Regions from separate parts of the Homo sapiens genome. Here region 1 is linked to region 2. The links are chromatin loops, found by intact Hi-C in ENCODE. Cell type or tissue: CD14-positive monocyte. All regions are shown on one strand. Links, peaks and the distances in the headings refer to the core of each region. The heading gives the core; the rest is flanking DNA. Region 1 holds the start of LOC105376356 (a long non-coding RNA gene). Region 2 holds the start of LOC105376370 (a long non-coding RNA gene).

Evidence for each region. Peaks named below come from ENCODE experiments on the same cell type or tissue, not always from the same donor. Only the 100,000 strongest peaks of a DNase experiment are listed, where the experiment ranks them.
Region 1: it touches region 2 in a loop (7-fold over the local background); 2 of 110 quality-filtered maps call a loop at or near these places.

The regions. Positions count from the first base shown.
Region 1 is chr10:3,313,295-3,316,100 of GRCh38, reverse strand. LOC105376356 (a long non-coding RNA gene) reads left to right here and starts at 2,099. Exons shown (of 3, transcript XR_930566.3): 1 at 2,099-2,303; 2 at 2,691-2,806. RefSeq lists an enhancer at 1,372-2,571. In CD14-positive monocyte, for the core only: no CTCF peak of the experiment used is centred there; DNase peaks (open chromatin) are centred at 1,230, 1,682 and 2,100.
Region 2 is chr10:4,332,017-4,334,822 of GRCh38, reverse strand. It overlaps LOC105376370 (a long non-coding RNA gene), which reads right to left and starts at 365. Exons shown (of 3, transcript XR_930589.3): 1 at 329-365; 2 at 92-249. In CD14-positive monocyte, for the core only: no CTCF peak of the experiment used is centred there; DNase peaks (open chromatin) are centred at 542 and 1,302; H3K27ac peaks cover 2,031 bases.

The DNA of each region.
Region 1 (2,806 bases), core at 58-2,557, 1.0 Mb after region 2:
CTAATATACCCATATAATTAACTGCATATTTTGGTTTTCATTTAGACACAAATAAGGAGATAGAAGAAACTATTCTTTTTATGTACTTAATGCTTTATATATTTTTCTCATTTAATCTTTACAGTAATCTTTAATAAAATTACTTTACATATGAGGTATTTTAGTTTAGAAGTCAAATAACTTGCCCAAATTTCCATTACAAAGAATGATTTTAATAAGAATTCAAATCCAACTCTCTCTGACACCTGGCTAGGGTCTTTCAGGTACCCCAGCAAATCATAAACTAGACTTTATTAAATACAGATGTTCTGTGAGGACGCAGCAGCAGTTCTACTACTGTTTGCTTCTACATCATTTCTAAATCTTTTCATTTTGAAATAATTTTAGGTATAGGGAAGAGTTAAAAATAATAGGACAGAGCAGCCGGGTGCGGTGGCAGGCACCTGTAGTCCCAGCTACTCGGGAGGCTGAGGTAGGAGAATGGCGTGAACTCGGGAGGCGGAGCTTGCAGTGAGCCGAGATTGTGACACTGCACTCCAGCCTGGGCAACAGAGCAAGACTCCTTCTGAAAAAATAATAATAATAAAAATCATAGGACAGAGCTGGTTATGCTGATACCCCAGGATTCCCTGATATTAACACTGACGTAACCAGGGTCCCTTTATCAAACCTGAGAAACTGACATTTCCACATGCCCCAAACTGCAGACTTGAGGATTTTATCTGTTTTTTCACTAACGTCCTTCTTATGTCTCAGAGACCAATCAAGGATCCCACATCTAAATCCATCACCCCGGCTCTTCTGTCCTGTTCAGTCTTCCCTCACTCTGTGAAGTCATGCTACCCTTCCCTCACTCTGTGAAGTCACCGTCCCTTCCCTCACTCTGTGAAGTCACCGTCCCCTTCCCTCACTCTGTGAAGTCACCGTCCCTTCCCTCACTCTGTGAAGTCACCGTCCCCTTCCCTCACTCTGTGAAGTCACCGTCCCCTTCCCTCACTCTGTGAAGTCACCGTCCCCTTCCCTCACTCTGTGAAGTCACCGTCCCCTTCCCTCACTCTGTGAAGTCACCGTCCCCTTCCCTCACTCTGTGAAGTCACCGTCCCTTCCCTCACTCTGTGAAGTCACCGTCCCTTCCCTCACTCTGTGAAGTCACCGTCCTCTTCCCTCACTCTGTGAAGTCACTGTCCCTTCCCTCACTCTGTGAAGTCACTGTCCCTTCCCTCTCTCTGTGAGTCACCCTCCCCTTCCCTCACTCTGAAGTCACTGTCCCTTCCCTCACTCTGTGAAGTCACCCTCCCCTTCCCTCACTCTTTGAAGTCACCCTCCTCTTCCCTCACTCTGTGAAGTCACTGCCCCCTTCCCTCACTCTGTGAAGTCACCCTCCTCTTCCCTCACTCTTTGAAGTCACTGTCCCCTTCCCTCACTCTGTGAAGTCACTGCCCCCTTCCCTCACTCTGTGAAGTCACCCTCCTCTTCCCTCTGTGAAGTCACTGTCCCCTTCCCTCACTCTGTGAAGTCACCCTCCTCTTCCCTCACTCTGTGAAGTCACTGCCCCCTTCCCTCACTCTGTGAAGTCACTGCCCCCTTCCCTCACTCTGTGAAGTCACTGTCCCCTTCCCTCACTCTGTGAAGTCACTGTCCCTTTCCTCACTCTGTGAAGTCACTGTCCCCTTCCCTCACTCTGTGAGTCACCATCCCTTCCCTCACTCTTTGAAGTCACCCTCCTCTTCCCTCACTCTGTGAAGTCACCCTCCTCTTCCCTCACTCTTTGAAGTCACTGTCCCCTTCCCTCACTCTGTGAAGTCACCCTCCTCTTCCCTCACTCTGTGAAGTCACTGCCCCCTTCCCTCACTCTGTGAAGTCACTGCCCCCTTCCCTCACTCTGTGAAGTCACTGTCCCTTTCCTCACTCTGTGAAGTCACTGTCCCCTTCCCTCACTCTGTGAAGTCACTGCCCCCTTCCCTCACTCTGTGAAGTCACCCTCCTCTTCCCTCTGTGAAGTCACTGCCCCCTTCCCTCACTCTGTGAAGTCACTGTCCCCTTCCCTCACTCTGTGAAGTCACTGCCCCCTTTCCTCACTCTGCTGAGTCACCCTCCCCTTCCCTAACTCTGCTGAGTCACCATTCTCCTTTCTTCATTCTGGGAAGTCGCTGTCCACAGAGTCACCCAGTTCAGCTCACACTCAGGTCTCAGTATGGGGAGACTGAGCTCCACTCTCTGATGGAAGGCGTACCAGGAGTGTGGGGCCCTGTGGAAACCATCCCAGTACTGTTTAAGTATTTGGAGGAGTTGCTTGGGGCTATGTAAGTACCCAGCTCCTCCTTAAAGCTTTGCCATGAATTTATTATTCTTCAGGGTTTCTGGCCCATGACATCATTACTATGCAGGTCTGAAGGTGATTTTCCCATTTCCTTCATTCCTTCCACATTTGTTATTTGGAATTCTTATTTGGAAGAAATTGGAATTGTTATTTGGAAGGAAGGCTTGTCTACTCTCCTCATTTATTTATTTCTTCAATCACTTATTTGTATATTTACAAGATATTTTAACTTCTTAATGGTAAACTAACACACAGCCACACTTGAGTGGCAAGCTGGGGTGTATTATGTCCTGTGCTCACACATTGGGGAATGCCAAGTGCATTTCTGCTCTCATATCACCATATTAATTTATTTTTGTTTGAACTACAGGTGTTTTCTTTCTACCTCTATCTCCACTCTGAACTCTTGAGACAGAACATTGATTTGGGATGTTTGCAGCTCTTCTTGGGGGGTACATGGATGTGTGTGATGTGTGCTGACTTAAG
Region 2 (2,806 bases), core at 211-2,710:
TCTTAAGATCTAAAAATAAATCACCGCAGAGTGTCCCATAATCTGTACACTACAAGTTATTATGAAAAGATGAAAGTAAAAGCACACTAACAAAATATAGCAGGTAAAGGAGCTGGTCAGCCATGGGATGTTGAAGAGCAGATGCTGGCATTCTCACTGGGAATCTGTCAACCCAAACTTCATCTCTGCTAGTGTAGAACCAGCAGACTTGGTGTGACTTTCAACCTGTCCCCCAGAGGCACCTGATTGCTGGAGAGAAGTTGCAGAGTTGAGAACAAGACTGATGGTTTTATCTCTGTCTGAAGATAACCATGAGAATAGCACTTACTATTGATGAAGCCACAAGCACACTTGATGAGGCCTGCAAAGAAAGCTTGGTCTCCAGGCAAGGTGGGGACCATTGCGGAAGTGAGATACAGAAAACGGAAGTGAGGTATAGAAAACGGAAGTAAGTCACAGGAAACGGAAGTGAGTTATGGAAAACAGAAGTGAGGTACAGAGGATAAAAATGATGTAAGGGAAATGGAAGTGAAGTTCAGAAAATGGAAGTGAGGTACAGAAAACGGAAGTAAGTTAAGAAAAACAGAAGTGAGGTAGTGAAAACATGAGGTACAGAAAACGGAAATGAGGTACAGAAAACGGAAATGAGGTACAGAAAACAAAAGTGAGGTACAGAAAACAGAAGTGAGGTAGAGAAAATCAAAGTAAATCACAGGAAAAGTAAGTGATTTATGAAAAAACAGAAGTGAGGTAGTGAAAATGTAAGTAGGGTACAGAAGACTGAAGTAAGGTATAAAAAACAGAGGTGAGGTAGTAAAAACTGAAGGAAAATATAGAAAACAGAGGTGAGCTAGAGAAAACGGAAATGAGGTAGAGAAAATAGAAGAGATGTACAGGAAACGGAAGTGAGTCATGAAAAACAGAAGTGAGGTAGTGAAAACGTAAGGTACAGAAAACGGAAATGAGGTACAGAAAACGAAAGTGAGGTACAGAAAACGGAAGTAAGTTACAGGACATGGAAGTGAGTTATGAAAAACGGAAGTGAAGTAGAGAAAAAGTAATATACAGAAGACGGAAATAAGGTATAAAAACGGAAGTAAAGTAGTGAAAACGGAAGTAAGGTACATAAAACAGAAGTGAGGTAGAAAAACGGAAGTGAGGTAGAAAAAACGGAAGTAAGTCACAGAAAACGGAAGTGAGTTATGAAAAACAGAAGTGAGGTACAGAAGATGCAAATGATGTTAGGAAAACAGAAGAGAGGTACGGAAAACGGAAGTGAAGTAAACAAACGGAAGTGAGTCATGAAAACCGGAAGTGAGGTAGTGAAAAAATAAGATACAGAAGACAAAAATAAGGTATAAAAAACGGAATTGAGGTAGTGAAAACGGAAGTTACAGAAAACAGAAGTGAGGTACAGCAAACGGAAGTGAGGTAGAGAAAACGGAAGTAAGTCACAGAAAACGGAAGTCAGTTATGAAAAATAGAAGTGAGGTACAGAAGATGCTAATGATGTTAGGGAAACAGAAGTGAGGTACAGAAAACAGAAGTCACAGGAAACCGAAGAGAGTCATGAAAAACAAGTGATGTACAGAAGATGAAAATGAGGTAAAAAAACAGAAGTGAGGTCTAATAACAGGAAGTGAGGTAGAGAAAACAGAAATAAGTCACAGGAAATGGAAGTGAGATAGGAAAAACAGAAGTGAGGTAGTGAAAAGTAAGATACAGAAGATGGAAATAAGGTATAAAAAACAGAAGTGAGTCACTGAAAATGGAAGTAAGGTATAGAAAACAGAAGTCAGGTTGAAAAAACGGAAGTGAGGTAGACAAAACGGAAGTGAGGTAGAGAAAATGGAAGTGAGTCACAGAAAATGGAAGTGAGTTATGAAAAACAAGTGAGGTACAGAAGATGGAAATGAGGTAATGAAAACGGAAGTGAGGTGTAGTAAATAGAAGTGAGGTAGAGAAAACCAAAGTACATCATAAGAAATGAAAGTGAGTTACTCAAAACAGAAGTGAGGTAGTGAAAAAGTAAGATACAGAAGATGCAAATAAGGTATAACAAACGGAAGTGAGGTTGTGAAAATCGATGTTACAGAAAATGGAAGTGAGGTGGAGGAAACGGAAGTAAGTCTCAGGAAACGGAAGTGAGTTATGAAAAACAGTGAGGTACAGAAGATGGAAATCAGTTAAGGAAAACAGAAGTGAGGTACAGAAAACGAATGTGATGTGGAGAAAACGGAAGTAACAGGTAACGGAAGTCATTTATGAAAAACAGAAGTGAGGTACAAAGATGAAAATAAGGTAAGGAAAATGGAAATGAGGCACAGAAGACTGAAGAAGGCCTAGAAGATGACGAGGTACAGAAGACAGAGGTGAAGTACAGAAGGTGGAAATGAGTTAGAGAAGATAGAAGTGATAGAAAACGGAAGTGTGATAGAGAAGAGGGAACAAGGTTCAGAAGATGGTCATGAGGTACAGAAGACAGAAGTGAAGTACTGAAAATAGAAATGAGTTAAAGAAGATGGAAGTAAGGTACAGAAGACGGAAGTGACATGTAAAAACACCCAATCGGTTACAGTTCTGCGTTTTCTTTATTTGAGCCTGGTCTGGACAGTTGGCCACCTCTGACTGGCAGAAACTGATTGCTACAAGAGGAGGTGACAGTTGGTTCACATATCCAGTTAGGTTACAGCCCACTATGTATGGAGAAACCTTTCAGGCAAACTTAAAATATGTAAGCAGAACACTTTATTCCATGCTTAATTTAACAAAATCATAAAGAGTATTTATGCTAATAAAGAAGACA